Linked DNA regions of Homo sapiens: region 1 is linked to region 2. Evidence: read pairs that join two places in POLR2A ChIA-PET (ENCODE). Cell type or tissue: GM12878. All regions are shown on one strand. Each heading gives the region's core, and the rest is flanking DNA. Links, peaks and the distances in the headings are about the cores only. Region 1 overlaps SUPT3H (SPT3 homolog, SAGA and STAGA complex component). Region 2 overlaps LOC101929770 (a long non-coding RNA gene).

Region 1 (16,790 bases), core at 2,856-10,855, 180 kb after region 2:
GATAAACAGTAAGAGAGGAAATAAGCAGAAAAGAAATAGGAAAAGTTACCCTATATCTGACCACGTGACTTAATACATCAAATATCACAGAATTATGGACTACAATTAAAAGATACAGATCGGGGGAGGGCACAGCAGCTCATGCCTATAAAAGCACTTTGGGAGGCTGAGGTGGGTGGACCGCTTGAGCCCAGGAGTTTGAGAATAGCTTGGGCAACACAGTGAAACCCTGTCTCTACAAAAAAAAATACAATAATTAGCTAGGCGTAGTGGTGCATGCCTGTAGTCCCAGCTACTCAGGAAGCTGAGGTGGGAGGATTGCTTGAGCCTGGGAGATTCAGGCTGCAGTGAGCTATGATCATGCTACTGTACTCCAGCCTGGGAGACAAAGCAAGACCCTCTCTCCAAAAAAAAAAAAAAAAAAAAAAAGAAAAGAAAAAAAGATACAGACAGACAGAAAGGAGGAATAAAGAAGCAAGACCCAATTATTTGCTGACTATAAGAGATGACTTTAAATATATTATATTTATCTTTCAATACAGGCATACCTCACTTTATTGCACTTTGATTTATTGTGCTTCACAGATGTTGTAAGTTTTGCAAATTTAAGGTTTATGGTAACCCTAAATCAAGCAAGTCTTATCAGTGCCATTTTTCCAAAAGCATATACGTGTCCAACTTTATGTCTCTGTGTCATATTTTGGTACTTTTCACAGTATATTTCAAATATTTTCATTATTATTTTATCTGTTATGGTGATCTGTGATCTTTAGTGTTACTATTGTAATTGTCTTGGGGCGCCACGAACTGTATTCATATGAGATAGCAAATTTAATAAAAGTGTTTGTTCCGACTACTCCACTGACTAGCTGTTCCTCCATCTTTCTTCTCTCAGGCCTCCCTATTCCCTGAGACACAACAATACTGAAATTAGGCCAATTAATAACCCTACAATGGCCCCTAAGTATTTCAGATGTAAGGAAGAGTTGCATGTCTCTCACTTTAAATCAAAGCCTACAAATGATTAAGCTTAGTGAAGGAGGCATGTTGACAGCCAAGACAGGATGAAAGCTAGCCCTCTTGCCCCAAATAGCCAAGCTGTGAGTGCCAAGGCAAAGTTCTTGAAGAAAATTAAAAAATGCTGGTCCACTGAACACACAAATGATAAGAAGGTGAAACAGCCTTATTGCTGATATGGAGAATGTTTCAGTAGGATGAATAGAAGATCAAACTAGCCATGACATTTCCTTAAGTCAAAGCCTAATCCAGAGCAAGGTGCTAACTCTCTTTAATTCTGTGAAGGCCAAGAGAGATGAGAAACATGCAAAAGAAAAGTTAGAGGCTACCAGAGACTGGTTCATAAGATTTAGGAAAGAAGCCATCTCTATAATATAAAAGTGCAAGGTGAAGCAGCGAATGATGATGTAGAAGCTGTAGCAAGTTGTCCTGAAGGTTAAGCTAAGATCAATGATGAAGATGGCTACATGTAACAACAGATTTTCATTGTAGATGAAATGGCTATTAGAAGAAGATGCCATCTTGGCCATTCATAGCTAGAAGAGGAGAAATCAATGCCTGGCTTCAAAGCTTCAAAGCTGACTCTCTTGTCAGGGGCTCATGCAGCTGGTGATTTTAAGTTTTAGCTAGTGTTCATGTACCATTCTAAAAATCAGGATCCTGAAAAATTATGTTAAATCTATTCTGCTTATGCTCTATAAGTGGAACAACAAAGCCTAGATGACAGCATATCCATTTACAGCATGGCTTACTGAATATTTTAATTCCAGTGTTGAGACCTACTATTCAGGAAAAAAAGATTCCTTTCAAAATAATTACTGCTCATTGACAATGTATCTGGTCACCCAAGAGCTCTGCTGGAGAAGTACAAAAAGATGAACACTGTCTTCACAATAGCTAACAAAATCCATTCTGCAGCACAGTTCAAGAAATAATTTCAACTTTCAAGTTTTATTACTTAAGAAATATATTTCATAAGACTATTGCTGCCATAGATAGTGATTCCTCTGATGGATCCAAGGAAAGTAAATGAAAATCTTCTGGAAAGGATTCATTATTCTACATGCCATTAAGAACATCTGTGATTCACGTGAAGAGGTCAAAATATCAACATTTACAGGAGTTTGGAAGAAGCTGATTCCAGCTATCACGAATGGCTTTGAGCGGTCCAGACTTCAGTGGAGGAGGTAACTGCAGATGTGGTATAAATGGCAGGAGAACTAAAAGTGCAGCCTGAAGATATGACTGAACTGCTCAATCTCATGATAAAACTTGAATGGGTGAGAGTTGTTGCTTATGGATGAGTCAAGAAAGTGGTTTCTTGAGAAGATGTCTATATCTGTTGAAGATGCTGTGAACATTTTTAAAAATAACTACAAAAACTCCTACAAAGGACTTAGACTTAGTTCCATAAACTTAGCTGATAAAGCAATGTCAGGGTTTGAGAGAACTGACTCCAATTATGAAAGAAGTACTGCTATGGGTAAATGCTATCAAACAATATCACGTGCTACAGAGAAATCTTTCAAGAAAGGAAGAGTCAATCAATGTGGCAAACTTCACACTGTTGTCCTATCTTAAGATATTGCCACAGCTACCCCAACCTTCGGCAACCACCACCCTGATCAATCAGTAGCCATTAACATCGAGGCAAAACCTTCCACCAGCAAAAAGATTATGACATGCAAATGACTCAGATAATAATTAGCATTTAAAAAATAAAGTATTTTAAAATTAAGGTATGTACATGTTTTAGACATAATGCCATTGCAGACTTATAGACTACAGTATAGCGTAAACATAATTTTTATATGCACCAGGAAAGCAGAAAATTTGTGTGACTCGCTTTATTGCAATATTCACTTCAATATGGTGGTGTGGAAACAAACCTGCAATATCTCTGAAGTATGCCTGCAGAAACATACAAATATATTGAAAGGAAGTGGATGGAAAAACATATTATGTAAACAGCAATCACATGGCTGGAATGGCTAAATCAATCACATAAACAGACTTCATATGTACAGCATTTTCAGTAATAAAAAGAGATATTTCATAAATATAAAAAAGAGAGAAAATCCATGTTCATGGATTGTGAGACTTAGTATTGCTAAAACATATCCCAAACTGATGTAAGCAGTCAGCCTAATTCCTTTCAAAATCCCACCAGGCTTTTCTTTTTTTTCTTTTTCTTTCTTTGGCAGTAACTAACAAGTTGATTCTAAAATTTACATAGAAATGCGAAGAACACAGCATGTCCATATTAAGCTTAAAAAATAACAGAGTTTGAAGACTTACATTATAATCAAATAAACACAAATGAAACTCCAAAAATAAATCCATTTAGATATATTGTTCAAGCAATCCAATGGGAGAAAAGAGTCTTTCAGCAAATAGTTCTGCAATAACTAGATATCCATAAGTAAAAATTGGATTTGGCTTCAACTCATACAATAAATGGATTTTAATTTGACCAGATTAATAGAACTAAATACAAAAACCAAAGAGATAAAGCTTCTAGAAGAAAACACAGGACAATATCATCATGACATGGGAGTAGCCAAAGGTTTCTTAGGACACAGGCAATAAATATAAAAGAAAAAAATTGTGTAAGGAAGGGATCCAGTTTCAGCTTTCTACATATGGCTAGCCAGTTTTCCCAGCACCATTTATTAAATAGGGAATCCTTTACCCATTTCTTGTTTTTGCCAGATTTGTCAAAGATCAGATGGTTGTGGATGTGTGGTATTATTTCTGAGGGCTCTGTTCTGTTCCATTGGTGTATATCTCTGTTTTGGTACCAGTACCATTCTGTTTTGGTTACTGAAACTAGATCCCTTCCTTACACCTTATACAAAAATTAATTCAAGATGGATTAAAGACTTAAATATTAGACCTAAAACCATAAAAACCCTAGAAGAAAACCTAGGCAATACCATTCAGGACATAGGCATGGGCAAGGACTTCATGACTGAAACACCAAAAGCAATGGCAACAGAAGCCAAAATTGACAAATGGGATCTAATTAAACTAAAGAGCTTCTGCACAGCAAAAGAATCTACCATCAGAGTGAACAGGCAACCTACAGAATGGGAGAAAATTTTTACAATCTACCCATCTGACAAAGGGCTAATATCCAGAATCTACAAAGAACTTAAACAAATTTACAAGAAAAAATCAAACAACCCAATCAAAAAGTGGGCGAAGGATATGAACAGACACTTCTCAAAAGAAGACATTTATGCAGCCAAAAAACACATGGAAAAATGCTCATCATCACTGGCCATCAGAGAAATGCAAATCAAAACCACAATGAGATACCATCTCACACCACTTAGAATGGCAATCATTAAAAAGTCAGGAAACAACAGGTGCTGGAGAGGATGTGGAGAAATAGGAACACTTTTACACTGCTGGTGGGACTGTAAACTAGTTCAACCATTGTGGAAGACAGTGTGGTGATTCCTCAAGAATCTAGAACTAGAAATACCATTTGACCCAGCCATCCCATTACTGGCTATATACCCAAAGGATTATAAATTATGTTGCTATAAAGACACATGCACACATATGTTTATTGTGGCACTATTCTCAATACCTAAGACTTGGAACCAACCCAAATGTCCAACAATGATAGACTGGATTAAGAAAATGTGGCACATATACACCATGGAATACTATGCAGCCATAAAAAAGGATGAGTTCATGTCCTTTGTAGAGACATGTATGAAGCTGGAAACATCATTCTGAGCAAACTAACGCAAGGACAGAAAACCAAACACCGCATGTTCTCACTCATAGGTGGGATTTGAACAATGAGAACACTGGGAGACAGGGTGGGGAACATCACACACCAGGGCCCGTTGTGGGGTGGGGGGAATGGGGAGGGATAGCATTACGAGACATACCTAGTGTAAATGACGAGTTAATGGGTGTAGCACACCAACATGGCACATGTATACATATGTAACAAACCTGCAGGTTGTGCACATGTACCCTAGAACTTAAAGTATAATTAACAAAAAATTAAAAAAATAAATAAATGCAAGCGGAATATTGTCAAAAAAAAGAAAAAAAAGAAAAAAATTGGATAAATTAGGCTTCATCAGAAACTTAAAATTTCTCAGCTAACAAACTGAGAGAAAAATATGTGAAAAATATGTGTTTGATACAGGACTGTTGTCACAAGATATGTAAAGAACTACAAACTGGTAATAAAAGTCAGCCCCTTTGCCTGCAAAAAAAAAAAAAATGGGCAAAGGATTTGAAGAGACACTTCTCAGAGTAAGATACATAAATGGCCAATCAATACATTAAAAAGTGCTCAACCTTATCAGTCATCAGAGAAATACACACTTAAACTGTTATCAGAAAATATCCACTAGAATGGCTAAAAGTAAAAATGACAATGCCAAATGTTGATGAAGCTGTGGAGCAACTGGAACTCTAATACACTGTTGGTGGAAGTATAAAATGGTACAACCTGTTTGGAAAAAAAGTCTGTTTCTTTAAAAACCAAACACATGCCTAACTCTATGACCCAACAATTTCATTCACTGCCATCTACCTAAGAAAAACAAAAGCATTTGTCCTTCCAGACTTGTACAGTAATATTCATAGCAGGTTTATTCATAATACCTCAGAAACTGGTGACAGTCCAGATACTCACCAACATGAGAATGCATAAACTGATATGTTCAAGGAAGTCTGTTCTTTCTTTATGGAGAAGTACTTTTAAATAGTTGAAGACTTATCTTTCATAGCCTCTTCTCTTTAATGGTCAAACACCTCAAGTTCATCCCAGCAGTTACTACAAGAAATGTTTTTCAGTTTCTTCAGACACCTGCCCCCTTTCCCATTACTCTCCTTTAGACATGCTCCACTGTGTCAATGTCCATTCTATAGGATGATGCCCAATACTAAAAAAATTCCTTATCAGTCACATCACAGTATTGGCTCCTAAGAAATTCACAGGCAAATAAAAATCTCAAAATCATTTTAATGTATGGTATTATTAATCTACATTTTCCTCATCATCAATCATACCAACTGCACTACTGGCCCACAATTCTTCATAATGTATTTTAAAAAATAGCCGAGCATAGTGGTGTGCCTGTAGTCCCAGCTACATGGAAGGATGAGGCAGAGAGATGGCTTGAGTCCAGGAGATCAAGGCTGTAGTGCACTATGATCATGCCTGTGAATAGCCACTGCACTCCAGCCTGGGCAACATAGAAAATCTAGAAAGTTAACTTGAATTAATATTAAACTTGCTAATCTAGTAAGAACCCAAGCTTAACCAGCCCAGTTCCTTATATGGTTAGTGCTCAAGAATGATACCCCTTAAAATAAAATGCACTGTGTATTAACCCACATCTTGAGTTTCCAATTCTAATCCACTGTACATGGCACTACCATTTGGATCTTTTTTTTTTTTTCCTCTTGTTTTATTTTTTATTATTATTATTTTTTATTTATTTTTTATTTTTTATTATACTTTAAGTTTTAGGGTACATGTGCACATTGTGCAGGTTAGTTATACCATTTGGATCTTAAAACACCCTTTTGAACTCCTCACCCTTCAGCCAAGAAACCATCAACAATTCATTCCTTCCTAACTCTAGCAGTCTAAGACTCTATATAATCTGAGCCTTAATTTTCTAATCCAAATGCCTACTATTCCTCTTTAATGAACCTTAATCCTTGAATATTTTAAACAGCGTTGGGTTTTTCTCCTTCTAAAATGGTACTTATGCTGTCTTTGAGTCCTAGAGTATTATCCTAACTTCTACCTTATCATAGTCCTATTTTTCTTTTAACCTTAGCTTTCTCTCTAAAGTCTTTGACTGCAACTAGAGAAGGTTTTTTTTTTTTTTTTTAAACTTCTGTATTTTCTGTCTGAGTCACTCATTTGGAAACCAGTATATGCCATCTTAAACTGTTTGTTCAATTATTTGCTTATTTGTTTTACAAAATATCCTGTCTCCCTGAACAGAGATCACATCAGTCTCCAGAGTCCCACTTTGGACTCAATTTGGTATAGTATTTGATGTACAGGCCCTTGATGTTAGCTGCTGATTTTGTCAAGTGATAAAGGGCAGGAAGGAAGACTTCCAGTCTCTGAATATTCATCTTGACTACCAGTCACAGGAGGGGAGGGGTGTCTGCCAGCCAGAAAAAAGTTTGAGGCTTATACTAACATATTTTGTCAGGAGGCTCTCTGACACTCATGCTCCCACCTCCCAGAGAGCCCAGGAAATCCAGCACATATAGGATATTCCTCTCAACTGCTGGGTAGCTGGGAACAGCGGCTGCGGTTGCTGAGCAGTTGCCTAGGGCAGCTTGGCCACCCTGGAGAACCAAGAAAAGAGGGGAAATAAAGAGTTTTCCTAGGCATGCAAGCAATCACTTGAATGTTAAAAGAAAACTAGGCCCGTTGTGTTCACAGTAAATTTTCTCAATTAGAAATGTTATAACAAATTTGTCTGATGTTAATGGAAAGCATACTTATACACATATTCATAAAGTGAACAAACATCAAAGACATTTTAAAGGGGGTTTTTTGACATCATAATTTGGGTTTGTAACATAAAGAAAACAAATAGTGATTAATCAACTAAGTAAGCTTTAGGGACTTTTGTATGTTGACTGATAATGATGTATGACCTTTTCTAAGAAAAAAATGGATTTTTAATGGGCATAAACATTTTAATCCCTATTTGGTTTCCAAGCCAATTTGATTTTCCAAGGGGCATAAGAAAATGTTGAATTGTCCTTTTGTTTGTAATAAGATGCTATATGGGCATATATGTTAACATATTTTCTATGTATCCTAGAGCAGAGAAATTTAAACCTAGGGTCCATAGGGTTCACAGATCCCTTGGATCCATAGAATGGCTTCAGAATGTCTCTGAACAATCTGAAACTGTAGGCAAAATTTGTGAATGTGTTTATAGAAAAAGGGTTTATAGTTTTCATCAGATTCTCAAAGGGGTGTGTGACCTAAAGAAGATTACAACTACTTCTTAGAAATGATTTGAACCACTATCCTTGCCTATAGATATTTAACAAGGAGTAGAAATGTGTAATCAAGGTATGGCTATAAAACAGAGCTTAGCCATTTTCAGGTTATATATTTCAACCAACTTGATCCAAAACGTACTTCACAACTCTACATGTAGATGCGAACTTAACCTTCTTGCTGTCTTATCTATGGATATTCGATTGAATTACGTGAAACTGCTGTTTTTGTTAGTGAAAAGGGTCGAATATTGGCAAATACATTCAAGACACTGCAATACATTTCTGGTTTTGAGGTAGATGCTGTTTACAGAGGAGATTCTGTATACTAAAAGTGGTGCACAGTTATTATACAGAGCCTTAAAATTGGAAAGAAAACTTTACGGTTCCCATAGCAAAGCCAGATCAGAAAAGAATATAATTTTCACATAGTAGGGGCAATCTAAAAACTCAAGATGAATGAAGACAAGCTTCTTTAAATCATTTTTAGAGATGAATCAATAACTGAAATGGAAAGTTATCAATAAATGCCAGGGATTATTTTGTGAATAATAATGATAACCCTCTTATCTTTTGAAGCACAAAGAAATAAATGACTTTTCCAACATTACCTAAACCAGTTTTTCATCTCCCATAAAAATAAGAAATGCCTTGCAACTATCCCTTTCAATGAAGGGGTAGGAAAGCTAAGTGAAGCAAGAAAAACGTGAAAAAAGTCATTGTCTTAAGTGGACTGTCAGGGCCTGGCACACAGTAGGTGCTCAATTAAATACTTATTTGAATGTCTAATGTATTAAGATTCTTTGACTGAAGGTTATACACTCCTGCATAATCTTTATTAAAGAATCACTAATGTAAATACCAGATATGTGTCAAAATTCACAAATGTTTTAAGACAGATTTTTTTTGTACTTACCTCAGCAGAGTTGTGATACTGAATGAAGGTTGCAGAAATGGCATGGCTGAAGGGGTCCCCTGCCTTGGTTACCATGTCTTGCCTCACAAGAAGAGCCAGATCCACTAACTAGAAGACCAGAAGAATGAAAGTCACATAGCTAGAAATAATCATGAATGCCACTGAAGTGGCAAACCTAAAAGCAATACATTCTGAATGTTACTGATAATCCTGCTTGCCTAAAAATCTATATTGTAGACATGAGCACACACTTTCATTGACTGGTGAATGGACCTAGTCATGATATATTCTGACTTTTTAGGAGAGTAGTTCTCAAAATTTATTTCACAGTCACTAGTGCAAATTTCTGGGCTTTAAGTCCAGAGATTCTAATTCAGTAGGTCTGTTTTAAGCATATAGTCTAGGAATTTGCTTATTTTATTTTATTTTATTAATTTTTGAAATGGAGTTTCGCTCTTGTTGCCCAGGCTGGAGTGCAATGGTGCGACCTCAGCTCACTGCAACCTCGGCCTCCTAGGTTCAAATGATTCTCCTGCCTCAGCCTTCCTGAGTAGCTGGGACTACAGGTGCCCGCCACCATGCCCGGCTAACTTTTTTTTGGTATTATTAGTAGAGATGTGGTTTCACCATATTGGCCAAGCTGGTCTTGAACTCCTGACTGCAGGTGATCCACCCACCTCGGCCTCCCAAAGTGTTGGGATTACAGGCAAGAGCCACCGCGCCTGGCCAGAATTTGCATTTTAAACAAGAACCAAGGAGATGCTGATGCCTGTGGTCTAAAGACCACATCTTGAGAAAGTCTTTTAGAGGGCGAGATTCCAGACCCAGAATTTGGTAAGTACTCCTAAATTCTCACATACGTAGAAAGGTGTTTTTCAAAGCTCAAAAATAATCTCTAAACAAGGCAGATGTGGATTTGAGTTCAATGTCAAGAAAAAGCATGCAGGGATTCCATTTCTCATTAAGATAAAGGTACAAGAACTCTTTTTTATCCTAGCATCCACTTGAATTGAGGATGCAGAGACACATAACTGAACTAAATTTTAGAAAATGATGTAAATGCCACAGGAGAGAATTCATGGCTGTTATTACTGGTAGAGCAGCAGGGAGAAGAAGAATTGATCATGGGCAGAGATAAAGAAAAACCAGCCAGTGTGGCCCGATATGACAGATTAGAATTCTTACCTGTGCCACAGTTTCATACGCTAAATATGCTAAGATTTCCATTGCGACAACATTGGGTTTTATCTCCATACTGCTGCAGTCCAACCAGTCTCGAAATTTGGAAGCTTTTTTGGCTGGCCATTTAAAAAAAACAAGTGCAGAAATTTTAATTTTTAAAGTGTTTTAATACTGCACATTACTATCACAAAATTAAAAAAGTATACTCAGAATTGTACACAAAAAATAATGCACATAAAATGCATAATTAATGTCTAGATATTCTGGCCCCAAGAAATCCAAGTTTTAACTCTCAGTTATAAGGCAACACAATGGTTGTTTTCAACAACTCTCTTACGTATTTGGGTCTTTTATTTTACACCTATGCTATATGACATAGTATATTAAAGCATTTAATGTTTAATACTTCTCACACTGTCAGATTTACCATTGGCTACCGCTCATGTTACAACAAGAAGTCAGAAGATGTTCTTGTCTGATGTAACCTTAATTTACTCATATAGAAAGAAAATCTTGCAAGAAAGAACCTGTGATGAAAAAAGAAACATACAGAAACTATTGCTAATATTTTTCAAAAATATTCTCTAGTCTCAGAAGAAAATGGCACATAGCAGGCAGGATTAACTTGCAGCTCCCACTTGGATGGGTAGAGCAGCACGTGGAGACCCACACTGTGAACTTTTGCTCCAAGAACTACCGTAGGAATATACCAGGAAAGCCAAGAGCCACAGACCCCTTGAAGGAGGTGGATCACCACTGCAGGCTCTGTGGGACGCAGAGGAACTGTGAGTAGGCTTGCTTTCTCAGCTAGGAAGCCGGTAGCCTGGGGAAAGTTCTCAGCCCTGCTCACCAGCTGCCTGGAAATAAAGTTGGTGCTGTTACGGGCAGAGGGCATGGTGGAGTGAGACCGGCCTTTCGGGCTGTGGGCTGCATGGGAGCTGGGTGAGGCCTGCGGCTGCTGGCTTTCCCCCACTTCCCTGGCGACCTGCGTGGGGCAACAGAGGCAGCCATAATGCCCCTGGCAACGGTAACTCCCTTGTTCTAGAAGCCACACCCTCATCCCCCACAACAGCCACAGCAAGCCCCGCCCAAGAAGAGTCTGAGCTCAGACATGCCTAACCCTGCCTCCAGCTCATGGCAACCCAAATATCCTATACTCTCACTTATAACTGAGAGCTAAACTATGAGGACGCAAAGGCATAAGAATGATACAGTGGAATTTGGGGACTCAGGGGAAAGGGTAGGAGGGGGGTGAGGGATAAAAGACTGCACATTGGGTACAATATACACACTGCTCGGGTGATGGGTGCACCAAAACCTCAGAAATTGCTACTAAAGATTCATGTAGGCTGGGCGCGGTGGCTCACGCCTGTAATCCCAGCACTTTGGGAGGCCGACGCGGGCCGATCACGAGGTCAGGAGATCGAGACCATCCTGGCTAATATGGTGAAACCCCGTCTCTACTAAAAATACAAAAAAAATTAGCCAGGCATGGTAGCGGGTGCCTGTAGTCCCAGCTACTTGGGAGGCTGAGGCAGGAGAATGGTGTGAACCTGGGAGGTGGAGCTTACAGTGAGCCGAGATGGAGCCACTGCACTCCAGCCTGGGCGAGTGCGAGACTCCGTCTCAAAAAAAAAAAAGATTCATGTAACTAAACACCACCGGTTCCCCAAAAAACCTACTAAATAAATACGTTTAAAAAAAGTGTCTAGGTCGGGCGCGGTGGCTCACGCCTGTAATCCCAGCACTTCGGAAGGCCAAGGTGGGCAGATCACGAGGTCAAGAGATGGAGACCATCCTGGCCAACATGGTGAAACCCCATCTCTACTAAAAATACAAAAAATTAGCTGGGCGTGGTGGTGCGTGCCTGTAGTCCCAGCTACTCGTGAGGCTGAGGCAGGAGAATTGATTGAAACCGGAAGGTGGAGGTTGCAGTGAGCCGAGATGGCGCCACTGCACAACAAGAGCGAAACTGTCTCAAAAAAAAAAAAATAAAAAAAAAAAATAAAAATAAAAAAAAAAAAGTGTCTATTACCAGAATGGCTCAAAGTTGTAAATTTAAAGTTAAATAAACTGACATCTGGTCTAATCTAAGCCTGTGGTTACATTTTTTCCGGTTATGAAGATGTCTAAATTCTTAAGCCTGACTCAAAACCATCCAGACTGATTCCAAGCAGCCTTTAAGATATTTCCCTATTAAACCATCACCTGGCCTTGAGTCTTTTCCTCTGTGTGTCTACTCCTACTCCTTTCCTTCCATGGAATGCTCTGCCATCACTCTTCTTCATTCATATGAATCTTGATCATACAGGCCAAAGGTATACTTCCCTACTCTAGCCATTTATTGAACACTGATACCATCAGATATTCTTTCACAAATGCTTATAATTTCTTAAGCCATATTACAAATTTTTGTGGGAGAAGACCATGCCTTATGTCTCTGCATGTGTAATAGTACCAAGCATATACAGAACCAAGCGCGTATGTAACCTTTAGTTAAATATCTCTACACTGCCACAGTGCTAAGCAGTCTAATTTGATATAGGGACTTCATTAGACATTATTCATTTAACTAGTAACCTAGAGGGAAAGATTGATAGTGAAGATTTTATGAAATCTGTAAGATTTTCTTTATAATCCACTGATTATTCTTTTGATTAATCTGGCCCCACGGGTCTATAAAACACTTAATAGTAACTCAAAGCATGATATTTTGATCCTTCTATATAGAATCTTCAGGATTCCACATACAGAAGAGTTCTCTTTTAAATAAATCATGGAAAACATTAAGTCCTGCTATCGAAGCATATACCCAAAGCTGTCAAATATGGCAGAATTATGATAATCCCCCTTAAAGCTATCTCCCCAACGTAACAAATCTTCCAAATACTTTCTGACATGCAACATTCCATCTAACTAGTATGCTGCGATAGCTCACAAACACTTGTTTAACATCTGTGGAATACTTCTAAAGTTAAAGTTAACAGGCAGCAATTTGGCAAGATCAATGAGATGTACATTAATCACTTATCTCCTTGACAGATCTTTAGGACAGAAACAGATATTTTGTGACTGTGCTCTAAACAGTTGATTTTAAAAGTGAGGGAAAGGATCATTATTAATATTCAGTTGGATCTATCCACATAACAGAATTAGCTTCCTTGCTAGATTGTAACCACCGAGAATGCAGGGACAAGGACCATATATCTCCAACTGTATCCCTAGCACCTAGAATACTGCCTGGCATTAGCAGACTCACAAGAAATATTTCCAGAAGAAATGAATAAATGAATGAAGTATTTTTTAAATAAAAGAGTAGAGTCCAAACTTTTCTATTCATCAAAAGACATGCATAGAAGTCCAAAAACCACTTGGGTTATTGCTGTTCCACCAAGTGGTGGAGATTCTTTGAGAGCTAATTCCTTCCCTGTCATGTGGAGAAGGATGGCTTTAGAGCCTCACCCTTCCAAGGTATTGTTGGTTCCAGCAAAAGAGGCACAGATACCTGTAGTTAAGACAGTTTGTTTTCATCAAGAGGTGAGAGGGGCCTCAGAATAAACAAGTTCCTTCTCCTTCGCCCCTCTTCCCAACGTATCAGGAGAAACGATAACCTGGAAATTGACTAACAAACAGAATCCTGAGCAATGGTCAAAAGTTCCTAGGATTATTAGCATTGTAATACTACCTGGATTTTCAGCCTGCGCTGAACTTAAAAAGCAATTTTACATGATAATTTCATATGGAAATTTAAGGTTAATCTCACATACTTTTTATCTTTCTTATCAATGATCACTAACAAAATTTAAGTTTCTTGCAATATTCCATTCTCTCATGCCTGCATACTATTCAGTGATTTCTATCCCATCCCTTCCCAACAGTCTTTCCATTCCCAGTCCTTTCCTTAGGGTCCTCTGGAATGCTCATTCCACTCAGAAGAAACTACTTTGCAACTTCAACCTAATTGAAAATAGCCTTCTTCAGAGGGCATGGTTTTCCCTGGAAACTTCCCTAGCAGGAGTTCCTTATTCCTTTCCTTTATACATATTTATGGGCAACTACTTGGGCCAGTGTGTTCATTTCCCCATATAAGGGGGGACCTGGCGTCAATGTCTTCATTCTCTTAGTTTCTTCCACAGGAAACATACATAATAAGTAGACTGACAGCAAACTTCTACCAACAACAGGGGCCAAAAGACAAGGGAATCATGTCTTAACAAGTTAACTATCAGCTTACCATTTCCTACCCAACTAAACAATCATTTAAGTATGGGGGCAAAATAAAGACATTTAAGAAAAAAAAATGGGTGTTTTTAAGCTTGTACAGAGCTGTAGGAAAAAATGACATTAGGCCAAGAAGGAAAGTTTAAGTACTTATCAATGGTTTTTTTTTTTTTTTTTTTTTGAGACGAGTCTCACCCTGTCCCCCAGGCTGATAGTGCAATGGCGCGATCTCGGCTCACTGCAACCTCCACCTCCCGGGTTCTAGTGACTCTCCTGCCTTGGCCTCCCAAGTAGCTGGGATTACAGGCATGCACCACCACGCCTGGCTTGTTTGTTTGTTTGTTTGTTTGTATTTTTAGTAGAGACAGGGTTTCACCATGTTGGTCAGGCTGGTCTCTAACTCCTGACCTTAGGTGATCCACCTGCCTCGGTCTCCCAAAGCACTAGGATTACAGGCGTGAGCCACCGTGCCTAGCCAAATATTTAACAATTTTAAAAACTTTACGTCATGGATGTATATCAAAAAAAAGATAGCAACTGAAATAGTACAAAGAGAATATAGGACTTACAAACTTGCAGAGGAAAAAGAAATGAAGAAAACCCAATCAATCTAATACAACATAGAAAAGGAGGAGAAAAAGCAAATTAAAAAGCACAGAAATTTAAAACACAAGACAGCATATACAATATCAGTAATTAAATCCATATAAATTAATCAATTAAAATACACAGAGCCTCTCTGATTACAAACAAAATCTAGATAAAACCAAATATAAAATAAAAAGTTGAAAGTAAAGGACTGGAAAATAATTTACCAATTATACATTTTAATTATAGATTATAAATTTTAATGATTTAAATTATTATAAATTATTCTTTATGATTATGAGCTTTGTGTGTCAATATTAATATCAGATTTTAAAAGACTTTAAGAGAAATAACTCTCTGACTTATATACATATGAAAACAAAAGACTGAATTGTGAATTAGATTAGTGTGCCGATGCTACAGCTTACCCTCAGCCTATAAAGTTACAGACTCATTATTTTAAAATGTACCAGTAATTCCAGGGATGGCTATGATCAAATACTTAAGAAGATACATATGGCAGGACCACAATTCCTGTATCTTGGTAATTTATTAGAAGGAGAAGAATGAAAAGAGCATAACACTCTGACGAGTGCAGGAATAGCTTCTGAATTTGCTGACCCACGTGGATTAAAGCATTCTCAACCACAGTATTTTGCCATATAAAACAGATTTCCCCACCAAGGTTTCATAATAAAACACCTATGGGCACCATATATAAATAGTTTTAAATGACCAAGTCCTTCCACTCTAAAGAAAAGAAAATTAAACATAATACACTGTTTATACTATAGTTATTTTATACAGAAAGGGAAAATATTATTTTTTAATCTACTATAGTTTATTATTGAGTTAAAAACAAAACATGGGCCGGGCACAGTGGCTCACCTGAGGTCAGGAGTTCAAGACCACCCTGGCCAACATAGTGAAACCCCGTGTCTATTAAAAATACAAAAATTAGCTGGGTGTGGTGGTGCACGCCTGTAGTCCCAGCTACTCAGGAGGTTGAGGCAAGGAGAATCACTTGAACCCAGGAGGAGGAGGAGGAGGAGGAGGCTGCAGTGAGCCGAGATCGCACCACTGCACTCCAGACTGGGCAACAGAGTGAGATTCCATCTCAAAAAAAAAAAAAAAAGAACAAAAGCAAAACAAAACAAACAAAAACAAACAAACAAAAAAACATGAAGTAACTGAAAATCTGATTTTCAAAGAGAAGGCATATTAGGAGACTTTAAGATTATGAGTTTCAGTGTGAAAGTAGTATGTCTGTTCCTTTAAGTGAATTAAATTTAAAATATAATTTAAAAAAATAGTTCAATTGCACTAAATGTTACTTTATAAACTGGAGGTTGATACTTATAAAGACTTGAATGCCATTTTTAAACCTAAAAATTACAATACAAAACCTTTCATTTGCTGAAATTGCCATGATCTGAAGTGCCATTTACTTAATGCTTCACAGATGTATGATGCCAAGTTGTTAGTCAAATTGGAAAGTATATTTAGTCAGAAAAAAAAAATCTTCCAAAACATGTTTTCCTATATTTTACTGACATTTACATGGGATACTATGCAATGTGTCATTTATTTGCACTTTATAATCTATAAATGAAGCTCTCCCTTTCTTTTTCCAAATCAAATATGCTGTTATTGGGACCACATAATAGCTTTCCATTTAAAGACACCATTGTTTCTATAATCCCTCAGACCATGGTCATGTGCTACTTTGTCATATTTTTGACTGGACTTTTCATCACACTTTCTTCTTTGACCTTTACCCCGAGAGCCTTAGTCACAACTGAAACTTTGCTGTAAGGATGTTTTGCTACACAATCTAGCTCACTAT
Region 2 (16,790 bases), core at 5,244-13,243:
CATATATATTTAGGATAGTTAGCTCTTCTTGCTGAATTGATCCCTTTACCATTAGGTAATGGCCTACTTTGTCTCTTTTGATCTTTGTTGGTTTAAAGTCTGTTTTATGAGAGACTAGGATTGCAACCCCTGCCTTTTTGTTTTCCATTGGCTTGGTAGATCTTCCTCCATCCTTTTATTTTGAGCCTATGTGTGTCTCTGCACGTGAGATGGGTTTCCTGAATACAGCACACTGATGGGTCTTGACTCTTTATCCAATTTGCCAGTCTGTGTCTTTTAATTGGAGCATTTAGTCCATTTACATTTAAAGTTAATATTGTTATATGTGAATTTCATCCTGTCATTATGATGTTAGCTGGTTATTTTGCTCGTTAGTTGATGCAGTTTCTTCCTAGTCTCGATGGTCTTTACATTTTGGCATGATTTTGCAGTGGCTGGTACTGGTTGTCCCTTTCCCTGTTTAGTGCTTCCTTCAGGAGCTCTTTTAAGGCAGGCCTGGTGGTGACAAAATCTCTCAGCATTTGCTTGTCTGTAAAGTATTTTATTTCTCCTTCACTTATGAATCTTAGTTTGGCTGGATATGAAATTCTGGGTTGAAAATTCTTTTCTTTAAGAATGTCGAATATTGGCCCCCACTCTCTTCTGGCTTGTAGGGTTTCTGGCAAGAGATCAGCTGTTAGTCTGATGGGCTTCCCTTTGAGGGTAACCCGACCTTTCTCTCTGGCTGCCCTTAACATTTTTTCCTTCATTTCAACTTTGGTGAATCTGACAATTATGTGTCTTGGAGTTGCTCTTCTTGAGGAGTATCTTTGTGGTGTTCTCTGTATTTCCTGAATCTGAACGTTGGCCTGCCTTGCTAGATTGGGGAAGTTCTCCTGGATAATATCTTGCAGAGTGTTTTCCAACTTGGTTCCATTCTCCCTGTCACTTTCAGGTACACCAATCAGACGTAGATTTGGTCTTTTCACATAGTCCCATATTTCTTGGAGGCTTTGCTCATTTCTTTTTATTCTTTTTTCTCTAAACTTCCCTTCTCGCTTCATTTCATTCATTTCATCTTCCATTGCTGATACCCTTTCTTCCAGTTGATCGCATCGGCTCCTGAGGCTTCTGCATTCTTCACGTAGTTCTCGAGCCTTGGTTTTCAGCTCCATCAGCTCCTTTAAGCACTTTTCTGTATTGGTTATTCTAGTTATACATTCTTCTAAATTTTTTTCAAAGTTTTCAACTTCTTTGCCTTTGGTTTGAATTTCCTCCTGTAGCTGAGAGTAATTTGATCGTCTGAAGCCTTCTTCTCTCAGCTCGTCAAAGTCATTCTCCATCCAGCTTTGTTCCGTTGCTGGTGAGGAACTGCGTTCCTTTGGAGGAGGAGAGGCGCTCTGCTTTTTAGAGTTTCCAGTTTTTCTGTTCTGTTTTTTCCCCATCTTTGTGGTTTTATCTACTTTTGGTCTTTGATGATGGTGGTGTACAGATGGGTTTTTGGTGTGGATGTCCTTTCTGTTTGTTAGTTTTCCTTCTAACAGACAGGACCCTCAGCTGCAGGTCTGTTGGAGTGACACCCTGCCATGTGAGGTGTCAGTGTGCCCCTGCTGGGGGGTGCCTCCCAGTTAGGCTGCTCGGGGTTCAGGGGTCAGGGACCCACTTGAGGAGGCAGTCTGCCCGTTCTCAGATCTCCAGCCGTGTGCTGGGAGAACCACTGCTCTCTTCAAAGCTGTCCGACAGGGACATTTAAGTCTGCAGAGGTTACTGCTGTCTTTTTGTTTGTCTGTGCCCTGCCCCCAGAGGTGGAGCCTACATAGGCAGGCAGGCCTCCTTGAGCTGTGGTGGGCTCCACCCAGTTCGAGCTTCCTGGCAGCTTTGTTTACCTAATCATGCCTGGGCAATGGCGGGCGCCCCTCCCCCAGCCTCGCTGCTGCCTTGCAGTTTGATCTCAGACTGCTGTGCTAGCAATCAGCAAGACTCCGTGGGCATAGGACCCTCTGAGCCAGGTGCGGGATATAATCTCGTGTTGCGCCATTTTTTAAGCCCATCGGAAAAGCACAGTATTCGGGTGGGAGTGACCCGATTTTCCAGGTGCTGTCAATCACCCCTTTCTTTGACTCAGAAAGGGAACTCCCTGACCCCTTGCGCTTCCCAAGTGAGGCAATGCCTCGCCCTGCTTCTGCTCACGCACGGTGCGCGCACACACTGACCTGCGCCCACTGTCTGGCACTCCCTAGTGAGATGAACCCAGTACCTCAGATGGAAATGCAGAAATCACCCGTCTTCTGCGTTGCTCATGCTGGGAGCTGTAGACCGGAGCTGTTCCTATTCGGCCATCTTTCAATCTCAGTTTTGACTGCACAAGATTTCTGTAAACCTTTTAACCTTTACAATTTTCTATTAAAGAACAGATCAGTGCTCCAAGAAAACCCTGTTATTTTGACCCAGGGGCCTAACTCTGGCCCTGCATCAGTGTATTTTTGATATGCTCCATTTTTAGGAAAAATAATCCCCTTCTAATTTAGCCAACTTAATCACACATAAAATTCTTTTCATGAGATTAATCTTCTACAGGCCTTCTACAACTTGCTTAAACCTTCAGTTTTGTGTTGTATATCCCCTTTTTATATTGGCATTCTACCTTAGGTGAAAATTTACTTTCCTTGCCCTCTTGTTTTGACCACACAAAGTTCTCTCATGTAAAAGGAAAAAAATTATTCTTTTTAAAAACTCTTTTTGCATCTTACTTTCTTTATATACTCTGTATGTAGAATTGTTTGTCTTATACTTAGTAGTTTTAATTGCATATATTAATTCCAGTGTGAACTCTTAGTAACCCTGATTTTCAGTGAAAAACCTAGGAACCGATTTTACTTATGTGTCAGATGCAGATCCCAGGACAAAGGTTGGATGCAGCCTTTCCAGCATGGTCAAGAGGCATAGCTGACCCAGGGAGGATGCAGCCCAGGCACTGTCCCAAGGCCTCACCATGGCCACTATCTATACCACAGGATTTAAAGGCCCAAATTCAAAGACATAAGCTCACAGACAAATTAAGCAAGTGTCAAAAATATCATAAAAGCAACAGCTTTATGACTTTAAAATATCTAGTAGAGACATTATAAACAGATCTGATCAGTAGACCCAGGCAAAAATGTCTAAAATTCTGAAGACATTTCTATTATTTTATCAACAATTTAAAAACTATCTTTATTTACCAAAGAGTACTAAAGTCACAGGGACCTGAAAAGCATTTGGGTTATTTAACTTATGAGCCCTCATTTATTTATAAGTCAATGGTATCACAACCAATATACAAACAGCCATGTATATATGTACACATAATACAGACAGGCACAAATAAAGACATTATAGCTTTGATTTAAAACTCTTAACCATGAGACCTGTAAAAGTCACTAGCTTGAAAGGATGGTGGGATTCAAACTGTGTCTTTGTGAATGAAAAAGGTTAAAGTTTATCTCTCTCACAGGGCTGAAGCCCTTACGGAGTTTTAGAGAAAACATGATAGCAAATTTACTTCTCAAATCAGAGAGAGAGAGACAGAGAGAATTTGGCTTCTTTCAAGAAGGAGTTTGGGTGTGTTAGAGAAAGATTTAAAATGGATGCCAAGGTAACACAAATGATAGGAAAATGCCATAGCATTTTATAAGGAGACCAATTTTATTTAGATAAGTAGCTTTTAATTTAGCCTGTTTTCCAACTGGACTGCTATGTTCAGGGCAGAGCCCATTAAGAAACATGACCAACAAAGCATTTGTAATTTTTAATGGCCTAATAATTTATGTGAAAAGCAGGTGCAGTTGGGAGGCAGAACATCTAGATATTTAAAAATCAAGGACTCCACTTTTACACTTTATCCTGAGTTCCCAGAAAGAGGAGAATGCCATGGGACTGAGCCACGCAATGCTTTCACAGTGCACTTTACTAGAAACACATTTCTTTAAGTGTTTAAATCATGCCTTTTAAATCTAAACATGCAAAGAAATGAGTAGCCCTCTCTAATAGTAACCATTCATTATACTTCCTAAAGTAAGGAAGAGAAAAAAGAAAGCAAAAATAAAAATTTTAAAGTTTTTAGAAAATAACCATTCATTTTAAACAGCTGCTGTCAGCTACCTCCAAAACTGCAGCTCTTGCCATTGACTCAGCAGCCATCACACATACAAAGGTCAAGTGCTCTCTCACAGTACAGAGAAATCTCTGGTACCCCTCAAAGCCAAAGAGATCAGGTAATACAATACAAAAGAAAGCAGAGTTTTAGACCTGAGAGGAACTCGTCCATGACTCTTCAGACTCCACAGGAAGACAGAATACCCCAAAAAGAGGGTTAGTGGTACTCTTTTCTGTGTGCCTTAAGGGAATTTGAGTCATTAGAAGTCTCTTCTAGATTCTTTCATGTGCGACCAAAGACAACAAAGAGAAAGGAGGAACTTGTATATCAGCTTTTAATTAAGCTGACTTTAACCATAGAGCTTAAAAAAAAAAAGTCTTTGCATACCTCTTATTATCAGATTTTAGCCAGGAAAAATAGCTGGTATTCCTGGCATTTGAACTTTTGTTTTAACCAAAGGCAACCTCCCAAGTGACTCACCAAAACCAATAAGGCTTAACCAAGGTATGACTTTTTTTTTTTAATTTAAGTTCAAGGGTACATGTGCACAACATGCAGGTTTGATACATAGGTATGCATGTGCCATGTTGGTTTGCTGCATCCATCAACTCATCATTTACATTAGGTATTTCTCCTAATGCTATTCCTCCCCCAGTAGGCCCTGGTGTGTGATGTTCCCCACCCTGTGTCCAAGTGATCTCATTGTTCAGTTCCCACCTATGAGTGAGAACATGCAGTGTTTGGTTTTCTGTCCTTGTGATAGTTTGCTGAGAATGATGGTTTCCAGCTTCATCTAGCTTCATCCATCTCCCTGCAAAGGACATGAACTCATCCTTTTTTATGGTTGCCTAGTATTCCATAGTGTATATGTGCCACATTTCTTTAATCCAGTCTATCATTGATGGACATTTGGGTTGGTTCCAAGTCTTTGCTATAGAGAACAGTGCCGCAACAAACATACGTGTGCATGTGTCTTTATAGTAGTATGATTTATAATCCTTTGGGTACATACCCAGTAATGGGATGGCTGGGTCAAATGGTAATTCTAGTTCTAGATCCTTGAGGAATCGCCACACTGTCTTCCACAATGGTTGAACTAATTTACACTCCCACCAACAATGTAAAAGCATTCCTATTTCTCCACATCCTCTACAGCATCTGTTGTTTCCTGACTTTTTAATGATTGCCATTCTAACTGGTGTGAGATGGTATCTCATTGTGGTTTTGATTTGCATGTCTCTGATGACCAATGATGATGAGCATTTTTTCATGTGTCTTTTGCCTGCATAGATGTCTTCTTTTGAGAAGTGTATGTTTATATCCTTTGCCCACTTTTTGATGGGGTTGTTTTTTTCTTGTAAATTTGAGTTCTTTTTAGATTCTGGATATTAGCCCTTTGTCAGATGGGTAGATTGCAAAAATTTTCTCCCATTCTGTAGGTCACCTGTTCACTGTGATGGTAGTTTCTTTTGCTGTGCAGAAGCTCTTTAGTTTAATTAGATCCCATTAGTCTATTTTGGCTTTTGTTGCCATTGCTTTCGGTGTTTTTGTCATGAAGTTCTTGCCCATGCCTATGTCCTGAATGGTATTGCCTAGGTTTTCTTCTAGGGTTTTTATGGTTTTAGGTCTAACATTTAAGTCTTTAATCCATCTTGAATTAATTTTTGTACAAGTTGTAAGGAAGGGATCCAGTTTCAGCTTTCTACATATGGCTAGCCAGTTTTCCCAGCACCATTTATTAAATAGGGAATACTTTCCCCATTTCTTGTTTTTGTCATGTTTGTCAAAGATCAGATAGTTGTAAATGTGTGGTGTTATTTCTGAGGCCTCTGTTCTGTTCCATTTGTCTATATCTCTGTTTTGGTACCAGTACCATGCTGTTTTGGTTACTGGAACCTTGTAATATAGTTTGAAGTCAGGTAGCATGATGCCTCCAGCTTTGTTCTTTTACTTAGGATTGTCTTGGCTATGTGGGCTCTTTTTTTGGTTCCATAAGAACTTTGAAGTAGTTTTTTTTCCAATTCTGTGAAGAAAATCATTGGTAGCTTGATGGGGATGGCATTGAATCTATAAATTATTTTAGGCAGTATGGCCACTTTCACGATATTGATTCTTCCTCTCCATGAGCATGGAATATTCTTCCATTTGTTTGTGTCCTCTTTTATTTCATTGAGCAGTGGTTTGTAGTTCTCCTGAAGAGGTCCTTCATATCCCTTGTAAGTTGTATACCTAGGCATTTTATTCTCTTTGTAGCAATTGTGAATGGGAGTTCACTCATGATTTGGCTCTCTGTTTGTCTGTTAATGGTGTATAGGAATGCTTGTGATTTTTGCACATTGACTTTGTATCCTGAGACTTTGCTGAGTTGCTTATCAGCTTAAGGAGATTTTGGGCTGAGACGGTGGGGTTTTCTAAATATACAATCATGTCATCTGCAAACAGGGACAATTTGACTTCCTCATTTCCTAATTGAATACCCCTTATTTATTTCTCTTGCCTGATTGTCCTGGCCAGAACTTCCAACACCATGTTGAACAGGAGTGGTGAGAGAGGGCATCCCTGTCTTGTGCCAGTTTTCAAAGGGAATGCTTCCAGTTTTTGCCCATTCAGTATGATATTGTCTGTGGGTTTGTCATAAATAGCTGTCATTATTTTGAGATACGTTCCATCGATACCTAGTTTATTGAAGAGTTTTTTTTAGCATGAAGGGCTGTTGAATTTATCGAAGGCCTTTTCTGCCTCTATTGAGATAATCATGAGGTTTTTGTCATTGGTTCTGTTTATGTGATGGATTACGTCTATTGATTCGTGTATGTTGAACCAGCCTTCCATCCCAGGGATGAAGCTGACTTGATCATGGTGGATAAGCTTTTTGATGTGCTGCTAGATTTGGTTTGCCAGTATTTTATTGAGGATTTTCGCATCAATGTTCATCAGGGATATTGGTCTAAAATTCTCTTTTTTTTGTTGTATCTCTGCCAGGCTTTGGTATCAGGATGATTCTGGCCTCATAAAATGAGTTAGGGAGGATTCCTTCTTTTTCTATTGATTGGAATAGTTTCAGAAGGAATGGTACCAGCTCCTCTTTGTACCTCTGGTAGAATTTGGCTGTGAATCCATCTGGTCCTGGACTTTTTTTGGTTGGTAGACTATTAATTATTGTCTCCATTTCAGAGCCTGTTATTGGTGTATTCAGGGATTCAACTTCTTCCTGGTTTAGTCTTGGGAGGGTGTATGTGTCCAGGAATTTATCCATTTCTTTTATATTTTCTAATTTATTTGCATAGAGGTGTTTATAGTATTCTCTGATAGTAGTTTGTATTTCTGTGGGATCGGTGGTGATACCCCCTTTATCATTTTTGATTGTGTCTATTTGATTCTTCTCTTTTCTTCTTTATTAGTCTTGAGAGTGGTCTGTCAATTTTGTTGATCTTTTCAAGAAACAGCTCCTAGATTCATTGATTTTTTTTGAAGGGTTTTTGTGTCTCTATCTCTTTCAGTTCTGCTCTGATCTTAGTTATTTCTTGCCTTTTGCTAGCTTTTGAATTTGTTTGCTCTTGCTTATCTAGTTCTTTTAATTGTGATGTTAGGGTGTCAATTTTAGATCTTTCCTGCTTTCTGTTGTGAGCATTTAGTGCTATAAATTTCCCTCTACACACTGCTTTAAATGTGTACCAGAGATTCTGATACGTTGTGTCTTTGTCCTCATTAGTTTCAAAGAACATCTTTATTTCTGCCTTCACTTTGTTATGTACCCAGTAGTCATTCAGGAGCAGGTTTTTCAGTTTCTATGTAGTTGAACGGTTTTGAGTGAGTTTTTTAATCCTCACTTCTAATTTGATTGCACTGTGGTCTGAGAGACAGTTTGTTGTGATTTCTGTTCTTTTACATTTGCTGAGGAGTGCTTTACTTCCAACTATGTGGTCAATTTTGGAATAAGTGCGATGTGGTGCTGAGAAGAATGTATATTCTGTTGATTTGGGGTGGAGAGTTCTGTAGATGTCTATTAGGTCTGCTTGGTGCAGAGCTGAGTTCAGTTTCTGGATATCCTTGTTAACCTTCTGTCTCATTGATCTGTCTAATATTGACAGTGGGGTGTTAAAGTCTCCCATTATTATTGTGTGGGAGTCTAAGTCTCTTTGTAAGTCTCTAAGGACTTGCTTTATGAATCTGGGTGCTCCTGTATTGGGTGCATATATATTTAGGATAGTTAGCTCTTCTTTTTGAATTCATCCCTTTACCATTATGTAATGGCCTTCTTTGTGTCTTTTGATCTTTGTTGGTTTCGTGAAGTATCTCCAAAGAAGTTCAAAGCAGTCCTCACAAGATCCAGAACTACCCCAAAGACAGCTCAAAGAAAGGAAGGTTTTGCTAGCTGCAAATGGAGTAAACTCACATTTCTGTCTGGCCATGTTTTCTTGGATCTCAGCCTTTCAGCCTAGCACCTGTGCACAAGGACCCGAAGCCCCATATGCCCCACAAATGGAAAAAGAAGGGAGCCCAAAAGCTCTCCACGGAAAGGGAAAAGGACCAGTAACAAATGAGTATCCCAAAAGGTCATGAATCATGCAAATAATTTTAAACAAATCGGACTATTTCCCTGACCAGGGATTGAACCTGGGCCACCCTGGCCACTAGACTACAGGGTGGAGTGCTTTTTTGTGTGTCAATCCTGCAGGGGATCCAAAGCAGGAAGTTTGAGTGTTTAAAGGATTTTAACTTATTTCTGATCTGATTTGAGTTGGACTGCTGCTTTGCTAATTTTCTGGATGTTAGCATTTCAAAGACACGATAAAGTTTAAAGGGTATTGTTTGATATTGGGTCAGAAAATCAGTGTATTTATTAGTCTTGGTTTAGGACAGTTGTTAGATCTGCATTTTTATAATCACAGTAGTTTTATTTCCATCCTGCAGTTGCTCCATTTGTTCCTTCTGTTCTAAATTTAAATTCATTTTCCCCTCTGAGAGAAGGAAATGTGTACACTGTAAAATTCCAGAATATCTCTGGCTAAAAGGTGTATGGGAGTTGAGGGAACAAGCAGAAAGGGATGAGTAGATCACAGGGCTCATCTGAAGGAGCAGTGAGAGGTGAAAGGGAGAAAGCCTGTGAAGTCTATTTTAATAGTTTCAAATATTCCTTTGTTTACCTGTTGAATGGAAGAGGCAATTTTTTTCTGTTAGAGTTTCTTTTAGAGGTTTTAAGGTGTATTGGAAATAAGTCTCCTATTCAATTTATCTGGTTCTAAAACCAGCTGTTCCTAATTGTTCACAGAAATAATTTTTTTTTTTTTTGAGACGGAGTCTCGCTCTGTTGCCTAGGCTGGAGTGCAGTGGCACGATCTCGGCTCACTGAAACCTCTGCATCCTGGGTTCAAGCAATTCTCCTGCCTCAGCCTCCTGAGTAGCTGGACTACAGGTGCGTGCCACCATACCTGGCTAATTTTTCTATTTTTAGCAGAGATGGGGTTTCACCATGTTGGCCAGGATGTTCTTGATCTCCTGACCTCGTGATCCACCTGCCTTGGCCTCCTAAAGTGCTGGGATTACAGGCGTGAACCACTGTACCTGGCCTGTTTTTGGTATTTTTAAAGGCCTTCATTTTTGGTCATTGCTGCTTATGACCATCCCAGGTTAGGTGGGTCCACGTTCCTGGATATCTACAAGAGGGCACCCTATAAGTGTTCTACATAAATCCAGCTGGTGTTTTTAAAAGGAGCATTGAGATTTTGAAGCTTGATTTCCCATCATTTAGGAATTTTTCAAAAGTGAGGCTGGGAATGTGTTTAGGGTCAAAGTGTGATGAATCTCTGAGTGTGTCTAACTGCCAGGTGGCAGCAGAATGCTAAAAGTATGTGGGGCCAGACCCTTATAAGAGTCTGGAAGAGCAAAACGGGGGTACACTTTTCACTTAGTAACAAACAGGAACCAGTCACAAATGAAAGGCTAACCCTGAATTTTCAAGAGATAGAAAACAGCCACAATCTTAAAAGCATACTATGTAAAATGAAACCACCAGTGCCTAACTGCCAGCCTTTTGCCCTGAGTCTCTGCTGTGAGGCAGGCAGAAAAACCTTGACTCAAACCTCTGGTCCTGAGGCAGAGGTGGAAAAACCTTGACCCGAACTTCTGCTGTGAGACAGAAGTGGGAAAAAAGGCAGTTCCCCACAGAGCTCTCCACCAGAATCTCCTGTCCAAAGACTGAAGCCCTCACTCTTCAAGAAAGAGTTTGAAAAACGGTCCAAAGAAAGTCTAGACCTTTAACCAAAGAGTGGGAGGTCTGAATTCAGGAAAACTCATCTGAAACACCCAACGGGACTTCTGAAGACAGACTGTTTATGCTGGTACCGAGCGCTGCTTTCTGAGAGAAACACCAAGCGGTTGGGGTCCCGGGGAGTCACTCTGAGTCCTGCTGATTTATGCTAGACATGTTGACCTAAAAGGAAGAAGCTGAGGCAAAATTAATAAAAGTAGAAAGTTTATTTGGGCCCAGCTTGAAGATTACAACCCAGGAGCATTGATTCAAGTTGTCCCAAATATACTCTCCAGTTGGCAGCAGTTACAAGTACACTGTTGAAGGGAAAGAAGAGTCCATTTCTGAGTTTGTTACCGGTGGCAGGCATCTGAGTTACTGGCGGTGAATCCATATGGGTCTGCAGCAACCTCAATTTTTGCCTTCTCAGAAGAAAGAATTCAACTGAGGGGCATATGGCAGAAGAAGAGACCGAAGCAAGTTTTAGAGCAGGAGCGAAAGTTTATTAAAAAGCTTTAGAACAGGAATGAAGGAAAGTACACTTGGAAGAGGTCCAAGTGGGCGACTTGAAGGGCAAGTAGTCAGCTTGACCTTTGCCTTGGGGTTTTATACATTGGCCTACTTCCAGGGTCTTGCATCCTTTCTCCCCTGATTTTTCCCTTGGGGTCTGTTGTCTGCATGCACAGTGGCCTGCTAGCACTTGGGAGGTGAGCATGCACAGTGTGTGTACTGGAGTTGTACACATGCTCACTTGAGACATTTTTTTCCCTCGCTGGTGGAATGTCCACGGAGGGTCATATACCTGTTAAACGCCATCATTTTGCCTCTTAGTGCGCATGTGTGAGCCCACTCTTCCAACTCCTGAAATCTTATCAGGAAGCTGCTGATCACCAGTTTCAGGTTTTGTTTTTTTTTAAAAATCTATAGGGAGTCTGCTTTTCCCTGGCACTGACTGCGACCAATTGTTATTTTAGAGAGACAGTTAACAACTGCCTGGCCGTCACCTGATGGTCGCCTGACCTTCCTTGTTGTGATGGGCAAGCTCTCCTGCCCTGCTCATATCTGCCTGACTACCTACTGTAACAAGTTGTTTACCAAGACTGTACATTAAAAATAACAACCTATAGATTGACTATACATTGTTAAGCTATAGGGTGTGGGTTATAGTGCCTGGAGCAGCATTATTAGGTTAGTTTATAGCTGTGGCAGTAGCAAGCAGTTTCAAGAGATAAATACAAGTCTCAAAAGGGAGGGAGTAGGATGTGATTGCTGCCTCATTTTAATGTCTCTCTGGGTCTGATAGTTTAAAAGGACTCACATTCCCCAGATAAAAGTTCTTTTTTTTTTTGTTTTTTGTTTTTCTCTCACATCTGTCAGACAGGAAGGGTTTCCTCCACATGGATGTGATGCTTAAATTTTCTGAAAAATCAAGACCAGCTTTGTTCATTTTGCTTAGGATTGTCTTGGCTTTATGGGCTCTTTTTTTGGTTCCATATGAAATTTAAAGTAGTTTTTTCTAATTCTGTAAACAAAGTCAATGGTAGCTTGATGGGGATAGCATTGAATCTATAAATTACTTTGGGCAGTGTGGCCATTTTCACGATATTGGTAACAAAGCTGGAGGCATCACGCTACCTGACTTCAAACTATACTACAAGGCTACAGTAAACAAAACAGCATGGTACTGGTACCAAAACAGATATGTAGACCAATGGAACAGAACAGAAATAATGCCACACATCTACAACCATCTGATCTTTGACAAACCTGACAAAAACAAGCAGTGGGGAAAGGGTTCCCTATTTAACAAGTGGTGTTGGGAAAACTGGTTAGCCATATGCAGAAAGCTGAAACTGGATCCCTTCATTACACCTTATACAAAAATTAACTCAAGATGGATTAAAGACTTAAACGTAAGACCTAAAACCATAAAAACTCTAGAAGAAAACCTAGGCAATGCCATTCAGGACATAGGCATGGGCAAAGATTTCGTGACTAAAACACCAAAAGCAATGGCAACCAAAGCCAAAATTGACAAATGGGATCTAATTAAACTAAAGAGCTTCTGCACAGCAAAAGAAACTACCGTCAGAGTGAACAGGCAACCTACAGAATGGGAGAAAATTTTTGAAATCTATCCATCTGACAAAGGGCTAATATCCAGAATCTACAAAGAACTTAAATTTACAAGAAAAAAACAACCCCATCAACAAGTGGGTGAAGGATATGAACAGTCGCTTCTGAAAAAAAGACATTTTTGTGGCCAACAAACTCATGAAAAAAAGCTCATCATCACTGTTCATTAGAGAAATGCAAATCAAAACCACAATGAGATACCATCTCATGCCAGTTAGAATGGCGATCATTACAAAGTCAGGAAACAATAGATGCTGGGGAGGATGTGGAGAAATAGGAACCCTTTTACAATGTTGGTGGGAGTATACATTAGTTCAACCATTGTGGAAGACAGTGTGGCAATTCCTCAAGGATCTAGAACCAGAAATACCATTTGACCCAGCAATCCCATTACTGGGTATATACCCAAAGGATTATAAATTATTCTGCTATAAAGACACATGCACACGTATGTTTATTGCAGCACTGTTCACAGTAGCAAAGACTTGGAACCAACCCAAATGCCCATCAATGATAGGCTGGATAAAGAAAATGTGGCACATCTACACCATGGAATTCTGTGCAGCCATAAAAAAGGATGAGGTCATGTCCTTTGTAGGGACATGGATGAAGCTGGAAACCATCATTCTCAGCAAACTAACGCAAGAACAGAAAACCAAACACTGCATATTCTCACTCATAAGTGGGAGTTGAACAATGAGAACACATAGACACAGGGAAGGGAATATCACACACCAGGGCCTGTGAAGGGGTGGGGAGCCAGGGGAGGGATAGCATTAGGAGAAATACCTAATGCAGGAGACGGGTTGATAGGTGCAGCAAACCACCGTGGCACGTGTATACCTCTGTAACAAACCTGTATGTTTAATATCCTTAATATATAATAAAATTTTACAAATAAGTAGGAAAACTTAAATAAAAAAAAGTCAAGACCAGAAGCCTCAGACATCTGTCTTTGCTGCTGATTACAGAAGCAGCCTACAGTTTCAGACAGTTCTGGGCAAGTGTAAAAGCCAGCCTAGAGAAAATGATACTTATTAGCAGGCAAAACCTCTGCTGAGGAGAATCCACAGGCAGGGAAGTGGCAATAATTGGGCCAGAGGCCAGGCCAGAGCTTGCCCTCTTTACTAACTGCAGGAAGAGCTCAGAAGGGAAAAAAAAAAGGAAGGCAGGGAGGAGGGGAATGCTTAACTGCCTTAGGAGAACAAACAGCTTTTAAATACTTTAGACCCATTTTTCACCTGTAACCAATTGATGTGCTAATTCCACTTCATTCTTCTTTGTGGCACCAAAGGAAGCTCTAAAGCCCCTACTTGCCAATAGCTTGTTTCAGATTATACTGTTTGTCCGTAGAAAAAAAATAAAACTACATTTCTTTAAAGCTAGTGTTTGATTTCTTTAAGAACAGCGTATAATAGAGAGTTTTAATAAATTCCATTTATTTCCACAATTGCCATCCAGGTCAGCCCTAGGTCCCCCTCTGTCAGGGCCAGGGCCCAAGTAAGGAGAAACATGTCTGGGAGCTGTGATGACGTCACCCTCAAGAGGTTAGGGACATTTTGGAACATCTGTAGCTTCCTGATTCACAGGCCTCCTTTATGTTACTAAAGAAATGATGCAGGTCATCCATGAGCACCCCAGCTGGGAGTACACGCTCCATACTTTCCCACCTAGGAGATCAGCCTTCCTTTTATTTGCCAGAACTCAACTCTGCAGCCTCACCCAGCAGAATCTTTCATCTTAGACTTGGGGGTCAGGGGGATGGGGACACAAGTCCTGGGTGTCCTCTTCTGGAGGGCACCCTTCCCAGCTTTAAGTCTCAGCCCCTTTCCTTTACAGCCTCATCTTGCAGCCTGAGGGAACAGCCTCATATTCAGGCTTCCTTTTGCCTTCTCTGCTTCACCTTGATTGAAGCTACCCTTCTCTGCACCTTCTTTAAGGTAAGCAAATGCCATTTTTTGGAAGCTGGTCTTGAAACTGCCTTCGCAAAATTATAAGTAATGAGGGAAATCTAACATGACTGACTGAGGTTAGAGGTTACTTCTAACCTCACAGGCTAAATTATTGTTTTGTTTTTGTTTTTTTGCTTATTCTAGTGTTGAGGCCAAGATAACGATGAGAGGACTTTAGTTCACAGGTAAAGTTTGAAGCAAGGAAAACTGATCCTCTCCTTGTCCAGAGATTGAAGCTACATTCATATGACAAGGCTAGAACTATGGTGGAGGCTTGAACTTTGTTAAGGAATCAGCATAAATAGTAACCTGCCATTGCTTAGTTTGCTTTTCTATAAATTGCTTACTACCCCACCATCACATAATCAAAGATTGCAAGATTTATAACTTCCCCCAACTACTCCTATACATGACATCACTATTGTGAAACCTAAAGAACTGATCTTTGAGATATTTTTTCAGATTTAGCATTTTGGTAAACCAAAAGATGCCACCTGGTCCTGAGACCCCCCTCCCTACACCCTGCCACCAAGAACTGACTCAGCTGCATGAAGACAGTTTAGACACCCCTGTGATTTCATCCTAAGCCAATCAATTGTTTCATTTCTCCAGTATCCTGCTCACCAAAGTACTCTTAAAAACCCTAGCCTCTGGATTTATTTATTTATTTATTTACATTTTTTCATTTAAAAAATTTCATGGTATATAGTAGGTCTATATATTTAAGGGGTACGTGAGATGTTTTGATACAGGCATGCAATGTGAAATAAGCACATCATGGAGAATAGAGTAATCATTCCCTCAAGCATTTATCCTTCGAGTTACAAACAATCTAGTTGCACTCTTTAAATTATTTTAAAATGTACAGTTAGGTTATTATTGACTATAGTCACCCTGTTGTGCTATCAAATAGCACAAAGTAGTTCTTATTCATCCTTTCCATTTTTTTATGCCCATTAACCATCTCCACTCCTCCCCAGTTCCACACTATTCTTCCCAGCCTCTGGTAACTAACCTTCTACTCTCTCTGCCCATGAGTTCAATTGTTTTGATTTTTAGATCCCACAAATAAGTGAGAACATGCGACGTTTATCTTTCTATGCCTGGCTTATTTCGCTTAACATAATGATCTCCAGTTCTATCCATGTTGTTGCAAATGACAGGATCTCATTCTTTTTTATGACTGAATAGTACTCCATTGTGTATCTGTCCCGCATTTTCTTTATCCATTCATCTCTTGATGGACACTTAGGTTGCTTCCAGATGTTAGCTATCGTAAACAGTGCTGCAGCAAACATAGAAGTGCAGATATCTCTTTGATATACTGATTTCTTTTCTTTTTGGTGTATACCCAGCAGTGGGATTGCTGGATCATATGGTAGCTCGATTTTTAGTTTTTTAAGGAACCTCCAAACTGTTCTCCATAGTGGATGTACTAATTTGCATTCCCACCAAAAGTGTACAAAGGTTCCCTTTTCTCTACATCCTCATCAACATTTGTTATTGCCTATCTTTTAGATATATGCCATTTTAACTGGAATGAAATGATATCTCATTATAGTTTTGATTTGCATTTCTCTAATGATCAATGAAGTCAAGCACATTTTCATATGTGACATGGTTTGGCTCTGTGTCTCCACCCAAATCTCATCTCGAATGGTAATCCCTACGTGTTGAGGGAGGGACCTGTAATCCCCACAAGTCGAGGGAGGGAGGTGATTGGATCATGAGAGTGGTTCCCCCCGTGCTGTTCTCATGATAATGAGTCCTCTTGAGATCTGATGGTTTTATAAATGTTTCACAGTTCTTCCTTCACACGTTCTCTCTCCTGCTGCCTTGTGAAGAAGGTGCTTGCTTCCCCTTCACCTTCTGCCTTGATTGTAAGTTTCCTGAGGCCTCCTCAGCCATGTGCAATTGTGAGTCAATTAAACTTCTTTCCTTTATAAATTACCCAGTCCGTCTTGGGTATTTCTTTATGGCAGTGTGAAAATGGACTAATATGATATGCCTGTTTGCCATTTGTATGTCTTCTTTTGAGAAATGTCTGTTCAAATCTTTTGCCCATTTTTTTGATTGGATGATTAGATTTTTTTTTCTTGTAAAGTTGAGCTCCTTATATATTCTGGTTATTCATCCCTTGTCAGATAGGTAGTTTGCACATATTTCCTCCTACTCTATGGGTTGTCTCTTCACTTTATTGATTGTATCATTTGCTGTGCAGAAGCTTTTTAACTTGATATCGTCACATTTGTCCATTTTTGCTTTGGTTGCCTGTGCTTTTGGGGTATTGCTCAAGAAATTCTTGCTCAGACTAATGTCCTGAAGATTTTCCCCAATG

The links. ChIA-PET counts read pairs that join two places held together with the same protein. Peaks named below come from ENCODE experiments on the same cell type or tissue, not always from the same donor. Only the 100,000 strongest peaks of a DNase experiment are listed, where the experiment ranks them.
Region 1: POLR2A ChIA-PET joins it to region 2 with 6 read pairs; 2 of 35 experiments call an interaction of 5 or more read pairs at or near these places.

The regions. Positions count from the first base shown.
Region 1 is chr6:44,944,357-44,961,146 of GRCh38, forward strand. It overlaps SUPT3H (SPT3 homolog, SAGA and STAGA complex component), which reads right to left. Exons shown (of 11, transcript NM_003599.4): 8 at 10,139-10,251; 9 at 8,954-9,061. Among named protein-coding and RNA genes, the nearest start is that of MIR586, 250 kb to the right of the region's middle. In GM12878, for the core only: no CTCF peak of the experiment used is centred there; no DNase peak of the experiment used is centred there.
Region 2 is chr6:44,758,180-44,774,969 of GRCh38, forward strand. LOC101929770 (a long non-coding RNA gene) reads left to right here. Exons shown (of 3, transcript XR_926855.3): 2 at 14,340-14,440. Among named protein-coding and RNA genes, the nearest start is that of MIR4642, 330 kb to the left of the region's middle. RefSeq lists enhancers at 1,447-2,038, 13,473-14,092. In GM12878, for the core only: no CTCF peak of the experiment used is centred there; a DNase peak (open chromatin) is centred at 9,992.